Linked DNA regions of Homo sapiens: region 1 is linked to region 2. A link is a contact called in ENCODE Hi-C or POLR2A ChIA-PET data. All regions are on one chromosome and are shown on one strand. Each heading gives the region's core, a stretch centred on a gene start or an enhancer-like site at or near the end of the contact. The rest is flanking DNA. Distances are from core to core; before and after follow the strand shown.

The links. Hi-C counts contacts between places; a loop is a spot of excess contacts on that map. ChIA-PET counts read pairs that join two places held with the same protein, here RNA polymerase II (POLR2A). Pooled maps may share reads with other maps.
Region 1: a loop to region 2 is called in a pooled map, with 5 times the contacts of the local background. The contact joins two enhancer-like sites. A Hi-C loop is called at or near these places in 4 of 50 pooled maps. POLR2A ChIA-PET finds 5 or more read pairs at or near these places in 2 of 52 experiments (GM12878 and activated naive CD4-positive, alpha-beta T cell).

What each region holds. Positions count from the first base shown.
Region 1 is chr2:178,868,039-178,872,859 of GRCh38, forward strand. CCDC141 (coiled-coil domain containing 141) reads right to left here. Exons shown (of 24, transcript NM_173648.4): 13 at 4,095-4,274; 14 at 3,389-3,514; 15 at 1,079-1,267; 16 at 1-167. Among named protein-coding and RNA genes, the nearest start is that of TTN, 63 kb to the left of the region's middle. RefSeq lists an enhancer at 2,844-4,043. Within about 2 kb of position 2,818, at least 2 of the 41 ENCODE cell types and tissues checked have a DNase peak (open chromatin) inside an H3K27ac peak, as active enhancers do.
Region 2 is chr2:179,103,516-179,108,807 of GRCh38, forward strand. SESTD1 (SEC14 and spectrin domain containing 1) reads right to left here. Exons shown (of 18, transcript NM_178123.5): 18 at 1-5,292. Among named protein-coding and RNA genes, the nearest start is that of CCDC141, 56 kb to the left of the region's middle. RefSeq lists silencers at 3,013-3,213, 4,293-4,493. Within about 2 kb of position 3,241, at least 6 of the 41 ENCODE cell types and tissues checked have a DNase peak (open chromatin) inside an H3K27ac peak, as active enhancers do.

The DNA of each region.
Region 1 (4,821 bases), core at 1,568-4,067, 240 kb before region 2:
GATGAGATGATGTCGACTCCTAAGGAAAGGGCCAGTCTGTGGAGATGGTCTACACGGGCTTGCTTTTCCTGAGAGCACCGGAGGTGAATCTGCACATCATGGGCATCACCCAGTTCCTTCGGCTGCTCTACAAACTCCAGCTCTCTTGATTTGATGAGACGTCCCAGCTACAATTTAGGGCATTAACAATTAACCTGGGTTTTATATGAAGACAAATTTTTTTTTAAGCCTAATTTCTATAGCACATTTTGCTAGCTGGTCGAAATGCTGCCAAGCCCATCTTTAAACTGTTGGCATTAGCCAAATAAATGTTAGAATGCTGCAAATCCAATGGTGGTAAAATTGAACTGCTAACGTTGTCAGTTCCATTAAAGAAGGAAACAGTCTTTTTGGTCATGACCCAAAACCTTAGCAAGATCTAGGTCTGTGCTCTGAGTAAATTTAGAGGCTATTTTAAAGGGATATTAACGAATATTCCTCCATCTTATGTTAATAGAGACCATAACTATGAAGTTTTTGTAAAAATGCCACCAACAAATAGCACTCCATGATGTCAGGTACTTGAAGTGCAAAAAAAAAAAAAAAAAAAATCTAACTTGGTTTTCGCCCTCAAAGAGCCTAGAATTGAATTGGGGCGGGGGAGAGGGGGTGGGCGGGAAGCTATGCTTATCAAAAAGTAATTAAGAATCAAGATAGTAAAATGCAAGATATGTGGAATACACAATGAGCTGTAGGATTTTTGAAGAGAGAGAAATCATTCCAAGTGAGGTAGGATTGTTGGAAGGAGGTATAGGATTTAGATAAGAGGGAGGAGAAAGACAGACTTGTCAAATAATGGCAGCCTGAGAGTCAAGGGTTGGAGTTAGGGATGTGTGCATCATCTCTGAGGGACAAAGAGCTCAGTTTGGCTGGAACAAAAGGAAGAATAGGAACATAGTGAGAGAAAAGATAGGGGCCAGATTGTGTAAACTTCTGATACTAGAAGACACAATTTGGCCTTTATTTATTATATAATAATTCATTTTTAATTGCATAGTTTAAAACTCAGGATTTTTCAGACATCCCTTCTAAGCCTTACCTCTTCCTTGACTTGATGGAACTGGACCACCTTGTACAGGATATCCTCGTAATCCTGGATTCTCTCTTTCTGTTTTTGATGGAAGTGAATAAGGTCCTTCAGTTGTTGAGACTTTTCTTTTACAGGGGCTCCTCTGCCAGTTAACTCCTCTGATTCTTTCATAATGTACTGAACCTCATCATTCAATTGCTAAAACATTGAAAGCAATAAAAAAATCTTGCTATTAAAGAACTTTTTTACTTTACAACTGACAATATAAAGGTCTAAACAATGAATCACTCTTTCATTTGTTAACAAATACTTATTATGAATGCCCCCACCCTCCAAAATATTTGGGCATTGTGCTGGATGATAGAGATATGTTTTTCTATACTCACCTGAGAAATTTACAAAAAAAAATAGCATGAGCAATGCAACAAAGGTTTCAAAGCTAGGTGGAAAAACAAAGTCATACATTTCTATGGCATACCAAATATTCTATTCATCTGTTAAGTAAATGTATTTTAGATATTTTATGCAGCCCCATGATTATCTCTGATATTTAATACAGACTAGAATCAGGTGGTATGGTAAAAACACCATGAGAAGATGGGTGTAAAAATATATCAGGGGAATAACTTGTGCTCTGTGATAAAAGAATGATCAGAATGAACCACCAGCTGAACAGCATAGTAGATAGACTGCTTCAAAAGCGGTCATCCCATGATCCACAAATAGCCATCACATGTAGGGAGGGATAAACTGCCTTGCCTTTCACCCAGCATTGCTCAGATAATCCAGATTCTGGAATAGAATTTGCAAAAGGGGCATACTTTAAAGAGAATGCTACTATAGGCTGGGCATGGTGGCTCACGCCTGTAATCCCAGCACTTTGGGAGGCCAAGGAGGGTGGACCACCTGAAGGCAGGAGTTCAAGACCAGCCTGGCCAACATGGCAGAACCCTGTCTCTACCAAAAATACAAAAATTAGCTGGGCGTGGTGGCACACACCTGTAATCCCAGCTACCCCAGAGGCTGAGACACGAGAATCACTTGAACCTGGGAGGCGGAGGCTGCAGCAAGATAAAATTGTGCTACTGCACTCCAGCCTGGGCAACAGAGTAAGACTCTGTCTCAAAAAAAAAAAAAAAAAAAAAAAGACAGTGAGAGAAAGATAGAGAATGCTACTATAATTTCAAGTGTAGATCTTTTGTATGAAAGGTAAAAGTAATGGAAATGATTTAGACTAAGGAGATAATTTTCAGAAGAGTGACCTAAAAAGGGTCTTCAAGTTCAAGCATTTGGGCATTAAATATATGTGCATCACAGTGACAGGGCTAAAGAGGTGTGACAATGGTCCTGATTTAGAGGAACTTACACGTACATGCAAACGTGCACACAAACAAAATGCATATAAGCAGATAACGCAGGGTGTATTAAAGAGCCTAATATAGGCCAGTCACATTTGCTGAGAGTTTTATAAGAGTTTGCTGTGGATTACAATGGTGGGTGTGTTTCTGTGTAGCAGGTGCGGTGGTTATACTTACATCGGTTTTTGTCTTAAAGGAACCTACAATTAGATATTCCCTAAAGGAATCTTCAATATTCTGATTCTGGGATTCTTTGAAGCCCACATTTATGAAGCAGTGACAGCTAGAAACACAGGTATCTAAATTTTGCAGCAAAGCATAAGAATCCAGGCAGAAGTATAATGTGACTAGCAGGTGGCAATTTTTGGCGGTTGTGTCACATTTTGGAGAGGCAGGAGGTGGGGAAATAGGGACTGTGTTAAGCAGTCAGGGTCAGGAACATGACTCATGGTTTTATTGCTCATATCCTGAAAGGTGGAGTGGAGGGCACAGCAAAATTCCTGGGGTGATGGTACGTGCCTGGGGTGCTGGTGGGTGAGGACAGTGACATAACAGTGGTCACCTCAGGGACCCAGGGCAGCAGAGCCTCTGGGTCCGAGGTTGCCCATCCTTGTTCTGAGATGTCTCAATTTAAAACACCTCTGCACTCCCAAGGAAAAGAATTAGAGTGAAAATATAGGATAAATATATTACTAGTTTAATTAGCCATGTGAATTTTAAAAATCTAATATAAAAATCTATTTAGGACATTGTATAGCCCTAATGCTGGTATATCATCAAATTCAAAAGAATGCAGGAAAAAAGTAAGAAAAATGTCTCTACAGTGGATTTTTAGACAAGCAATACTTTTGTTTAAAAAAATAGAAATTCACCAGCCTGTTACAATTAATCAGGTAAACTGCAACCAAACAGTTTTAAGTATTTTTTCCATTCACCCAAATCCAGCAATATATTTCTTCACCTGGAACTGAGGCTTCATGTCATTCCATTTTTGTCGTAGATCTAAAATGAACTGGAGGCTCCCTCCGAGGTCAAGTGCAGACACAGGCATAAGTGCTTCCTGAAGAAGTTTTAAGTTGTGAGAAGTCTGAAATAAATATTGGACAGTTACACATGCATTTTCTTTGACATCTCCAGCAAATTTGATCATTCTAGGTATGACGCAGAGTGTGATCAAATTTTTCAAACCCCATGAAAACACTCAGGATGTGGCATGAGCTCAGGGTTCTAAACCACCAAGAAGTAAGGCCCTTGGTTTCTGCTGCCTTTTTTGGTTTTATTGTGGTAAAATACACATAACAAAAGTTACCATGTTTACCATTTTGGGGTGTACAGTTCAGAGGCATGATATTTAATACATTCACATCAATGTGCAATCAACATCACCACCAACCACCTCCAGAACTTGTTTATCATCCCAAACAGAAACTCTGTACCCATTTAACAGCTCCCCATTCCCTCCCTCTCTCTCCCAGTCCCTGGTAACCTACATTCTGCTTTCTGCCTCCATGAGTTTGACTACAGGGACCTCATTTATAAGTGGAATCACACGATATTTATCCTTTTGTGTTTGGCTTATTTCACTTAGCTAGTGTTTTCAAGGTTCGCTCATGTTAGCCTGTGTCGGAATTTCATTCCTTTTCACATCCCATTGTTCCTTGCCTCACCTTTTTAAGTTGCTCTTTGAATGCCGCCCACTGCTGTTTTCCAGGCTTGCTTTCCGTGGCTTTAAGCTGCCATGCCAGCCGAAGGAGGCTAAGTTCTTCCCGTTCTGCTTTCTGGTTTTCCATGGTGTTCTTCATGAGGTACACTTCATTTTTCACATCTAATATCTCGTTCTCTTTTGCCTGTTAAATTAATAATTCATATAATAGCTTTTCTTTCCCAAGAGATACAGCTTTTTGTTGTATATAACTATTTTACGAGGCAAATTCTTTATCACAACCAAAGCCGAAGATGGTTCTGACATCCAAGCAAGTCCGAAATCCCTGCGCAGAGGCACAGTTCAGCTCTCGGAACCACATGCTGTGCTTAGACATCCGGTCCCGAGTTCTTCAAGACCCAAGGGGTGTTTGAATTCCTACCTAGGGTCTGGTTATTTCCTGGGGTTTGAAAGATTATTTAATGAGCAGGGGATCCATAATTTTTGAAGTGAAGATTTAAAAAATGCGTATACCTATACGCATTTTAAGTATACTCCATCTTTTATTTTAACATGCTCATTGGAATACGTCAAAATATCAGTATCAAGGCATAGGAGGGGACGGATTGTTCTGGACTGTTTTGTTTTTTCTTTAAACTATTCCATTGTATACATTGCAATTATTTTAAATGTCCTTTGCTGTTTCTCGAGTTCCTCCATTTTGTGAGAACTGAAATGAGTCTGTATCTCTG
Region 2 (5,292 bases), core at 1,991-4,490:
AATCCTGGAAACAGCCCAGGTATCTATCAATAATAGGAAATTAAGAAAACAAACTGTAATATTGTCATACAGTGGAATACTACTCAGCAATAAAAAAGAACAGCAATAAAAAAATGAAGCCTTGTAGAAAAGCGTACATGTTGCGTGACTCTATTTATATAAAGTTTTAGAACAGAAAAATCTTATGGTAGAAAAAGGAACAGTGGTTGCCTTTGAGGGTCAAGTAGGGACAGGAATTGACTGGAAAGGGCAGTGTGGAAACTTTCTAGGGTGGTGATAACGTTTCCTATTTCCATAGCACTATATGCATTTGCCAAACCTCAGTGAACACATATTTCTATGCACTTCATTGCATGCTAATTTTATGTAAAAAAGCCAACAATGAACTCTAGTTAATGATATGCAATTTAAAATGCATCAAATAATAATATGAAATGATGAATGGATATGTGACAAAGCAAGCATAGGTAATGCTAATTAGCATCTAGGTAGTGAGTACACTATAAAATTATTTTAACTTTTTAATGTATTTGATAATTTTCATAACAAGATGTTGGGTAAAAATACAGGGTGCAATGTTTACCAAATAGTTTTGCTGAGAATTTCATTACTGATTTTATGACAGTAAGATCATCAAATTCTTCTAAGTGTCCATTGAGAAGTAAGTTTCTCTTAAAGGCTTCTGAGACTATTCGTAAGTGTGATGTGAGCAATCAGTTCTCAAATCTACTCTGGTTTATAACTGTCAAAGTGGTATTTCGATCCTTTCACCTTTACAAAATACAATACATATATTTTGATGATATATTCTGAGCAAATCTGTTGGCCATAAAGATAACATAAGAGTTAAGATGAGAAAACATTCCTAAGAGAAAAATCAAACATACAAATTTTATTTACCCTAACTTCCAGACTAAAAAAGAATCTGTAACTGTAATAGAAAAGAAGTGAGGCTTGGTCATAAATAGTGAGTGGTCTACTGTGTTCTGAGTGGAAAGGCACCCAGTCATCTCTCATCTCTCCCCCAAGACAGAAGCATTTGGACACCCTAAAGACATGGTATTCAGCTTGTGAAGACTTCTAAGGTGCCTCCTGGAGATTCACTGGGAACTGGCTGGAGTTCAATAGCCCTTTTGTCAGAAAGTTTTCTACATGCCTAACTTAAAATCCCTAATAACACTGCTCCTGATAAGTAGCAGTTGATAACTACTTTCAGTTAAGAATTCCTATAAAATTACATATAGGAATTATACATACAGCCTCATAAAGTTCTCCAAAAAAAATCTTTAAAAATGTGCCCACTGCTTTCAAAATATTTCATCATAGTTCTGGCTGTCTTTTGATCTCTAAGTTCTTCATGTTCTAGTACAGGTTCTGCTTTTTCTTGAAGTAGAGGGACTAGTGTTTATTCTCAAGCTTTCATGTTTGCTTTAAAATTCTGCAGTAATGTTGAGTCATATTAAGTGTCATACCCATGAACTTTTTTCAGTCTTAAAGACTCCCCTGTATTTATGCCAGCTCACGGAGTGTCCTTAGTTCTATGCCTCTATTACAGTATCAGTCGGCCATTTTCTGTTCATCATCACTGCCTGAGTTTACCAAGAGACTGCTCCTCTCTAAGCATAGCCAGCACTAATTGTGGTCTTTTCATGCTTTGTTCTGTTTTTTTTTTTTTTTTAACCTCATTATTGGGATACTTAAATAACAGATTTATGCTGTTGTTGTTTCTACTGGTCGGTGCTCGCTCACTAATATCCAATCCTAGTATGATTTTCTTTTACTTGTGTCTATTAACAGGGTTATGTCACACCTTGTCAACCTCAAAACAGATGATACTCATCACTTGTCTTCCATCTTGCTGTTCTATTATCTTCCTACAAAAATAGCTAATTTGTCAGATTTCAAAGCCTTGTTATTTACTGATGAGCTTACCAACTGGACCTTTTGTATCTTCAGTGTGTAATTCTGAAGATGCATTCTGATACACTAGTGAACTGGGGGTGACGGTGAAGGGGTGGTGGAACTAAGGGGGTGGGGCGGCGAACATAGGCAATATGCCATTTCCTCACCATCCCATGCTTGTCATGTGAGACAACAGAAAGGATAAAGAATACTCTATTTTTTATTCTGAAAAGATAATTATAGCAATGATACCTTCCATTCTGTTTATTTCTGGATATTTTGGCTTCAACAATTCTTTATATCATATTTTATTCTTGAAATTGGTATGACTTCTCTGTTTTACAGCCTGAGATAAATTCTCAGATATTTTTTTAACAGTAAATGGCAAAGCCAGATTTTTGAAGCCAAGTATTCAAGCTCCAAACACTTTCCATTATATTCATTACAGTTCTTGTTTTAGCTGGTATGTTCTTTCCTCTACAAGTACTGCCATTATTTATGCTTCTTAGCTAAACCTAGACTTTTCAGTAGCATGTATGAAAGTCAAATAATGTCAAATGGTAAGTTTCTACTTCATTTTATCTCATCAGGGTATTTGTTGCTCTATATACCAGCATAGTATATTTTCTACTCCCAACTGAAGCTTTTCATTTTTAGGACTGAACGTTAACAATAAGTCTACTAATTAGGTTAACTGCTTAGCTATGTTCCAGCCATGTTTTTAATGCTAGAGAATTTTTCCTTTGGGGGCTTAAGCAAAGATATCCTAATCATACAGATCTCACTACTGATGATAATATACTTAATGGTGCTTGTTTCTGCCTGTACCATTCCCTATAGGCTGAAGATGTAAAGGACATTAGCAACCACAGTATGTTTAGTTTTTAGTAGCAACAGTATTTTACTACGGCCTTGTGTACTTTGGGTAGGATGTGAGAAGGGGAGTAGTACATAATAATGCCCAATCTCTATTAGCAAGTAACTTACAATGTAGTAGAGAATTCTGAACTATTTCTTCAAATGTAGACCATAGATTCAGCTAACTTCATAATCACATCATTGGTAACAATGGGTTTAGATCAGAGTATGGTTTACTCATCACTGTTAGTAAGGTAACTTAATTGTCATGCTCACGCTAAGGAGTACGACACTAATAATACCACTCCGTATGTCAGCTAATAAGATAACGAAATAACAAACATGTTAAGACTAGCTAACACATGGGAGCAATAGCCAATGTAAATTTGTATAAAGTGAGAAGTATTCAATCTTCTACCTAACAATGAAGCCTAGACCTGCCATCAATATCCCAGCTGGCAGGCTGAGCAGTTTCATCAACATCACCAATGAGTCACCAGAACTGAACAAAGTGACCAACAATGAGGACTGGGAACAAAGCCAATTTGACCTAAAATGAAGTCATCATTTTTGCATAACTCTGCTGGGTTAGACATGTGCGAAGAACAGATGCCAAACTGCCATTATATATTAAGCTTACACAGGAGCAAACAAATGATAAAAGAAAAAAAAAATCCTCAAACAAACAAAAAAACCCAAAAAAACCAAAACAAAATGAAACTAACCCTGCCAGCGTTTCAATAATTCCCTGAGATGGGCTAAAGGAATGTGGGAGGTTGTGACATATATACCAATTACAAATGAGTGGTTCTTTCAGAGACTTGCAAGCTGATGTTAATTTATGACATAGAAACAGCTTGTGGTTTCAAACACACTGCAGTCACTTTTTTCACACGTTTACCTTAAGTGAGCTTTGACCCTATGGAAGAAAGTTGCTTTAGGGCATTACTGGATTTTCATTCATAACTCTATGTACAGATACACATATGAAAGCAGCAGCAAATTTACAGATGAGGAGCAATGATATTCATTATGTTAAAATCATACTTGGCCTCATGTGAAACACTCAATTTACAAGTAACATTTATGAATCCTGCCTTATTTTACTTTTTGTAGGCAAGATAGCTTAAGGTATATAAAAATTAACTCATTTGGCAATTATAACTCCATGAGTTGATGGCAGAATTACTAACAAACCAGTTCCTTTCTAGCAAAGTCTTAAGAAAAACATTCTAACTACTCTGAAATTCAGAAGAAACAGATATTGAGTATTGATATTTAGTTATTGAGTATAACTAAATATCTAAAGTAGTTAGTATCTAAGAATCTAAGAATAGATTCACTTGTAAGTCAGTTCTAACTTTAAAAAAGTATGTTTAAAACATACTTCAGACTGCAATGTAACAGGGATTATTACTAATGCCTATAATACAGCATTCATATTTAGGAGGAATGGGCATCTGTTATGCATGAGCAAGACTGGGAATAGGAGAAGACAAGATTCCTTCCCTCAAAAGAGCTTACTGGGTACAGACATAAACAACTGTAGAATGTGATAGCACCATCATGAAGACTGAAATAAATAATCACAAAAGTTCATACTCATAGCAGTAAAGCCCCAAAGGACTGAGAAGATGATTCAAGTATAGAAAGAACTTCCTGGATGTTCTCAGAAGCAGTGACCACATAAGACAAGAGGGAGCAGTTGAACTTTGCCCTGAACTTCCTGGCATGTTTGACTAGGAAAAAAGGCTGCACCATTAACCTAAATTGTTCCAGGAGGAAAAGGTGATAAATATTGTCAATCTTTAATCAAGGTTGAAATGTCAACTAGGCAATTAAAAAGAAGTACAAGTCTAGATTTCTGGACCAGGTATGTAATCCAGAACATTGGTATAAAATAAAAACTCTAAGGATGAGATACCGAGAAAAGAGCCAAAAGCATTCTGAGGACAGGATCTGAGAGAGCACATGTTCAGCAGGCACATCTTAAATTAGGGTTATGCGACTGTACTCACAGTTATTTCAGAGGATAGCATCTTCAAGGAAGGAGACACTGTCTAGGAAAGGTTGCTCAATGGTGTAAATGTTGCAGAGAAAAGGGTAAGGGATTCAGACGGAGAAAAAAACCATTCAGTTTGGTAACTGGGAGGCCATTGCTGACTTTCAAAAGAACAGTTTCAGTAGAGTGCTGTGTAAAACCAGACTGCAAGGTGCTGAGTAGTGAGTGATGAGGATGTAGGGGCACTGGATGTGGATTTCTCCAAGAAGTCTGTCAGTCAGTGAAGAAGGCTGGAAAAACTAGCAGGTTAAAAGGGAGGGGTTTTTTTTTTGCATTGGAAGATACACGAGCATGTTTGTAGACCTCAAAAAGGAACCAGTATACAACTCGTTTATAATTTTGTAATGACTACAAGACTAAAAAATAATTTTTAATATTTTAAAAAATGTTCTGAAATAAAAATACATAAAATTTAAATTATATGCATTTTACCATTTAAACTTAATACAAACTTAAAAGAACTAGCATTT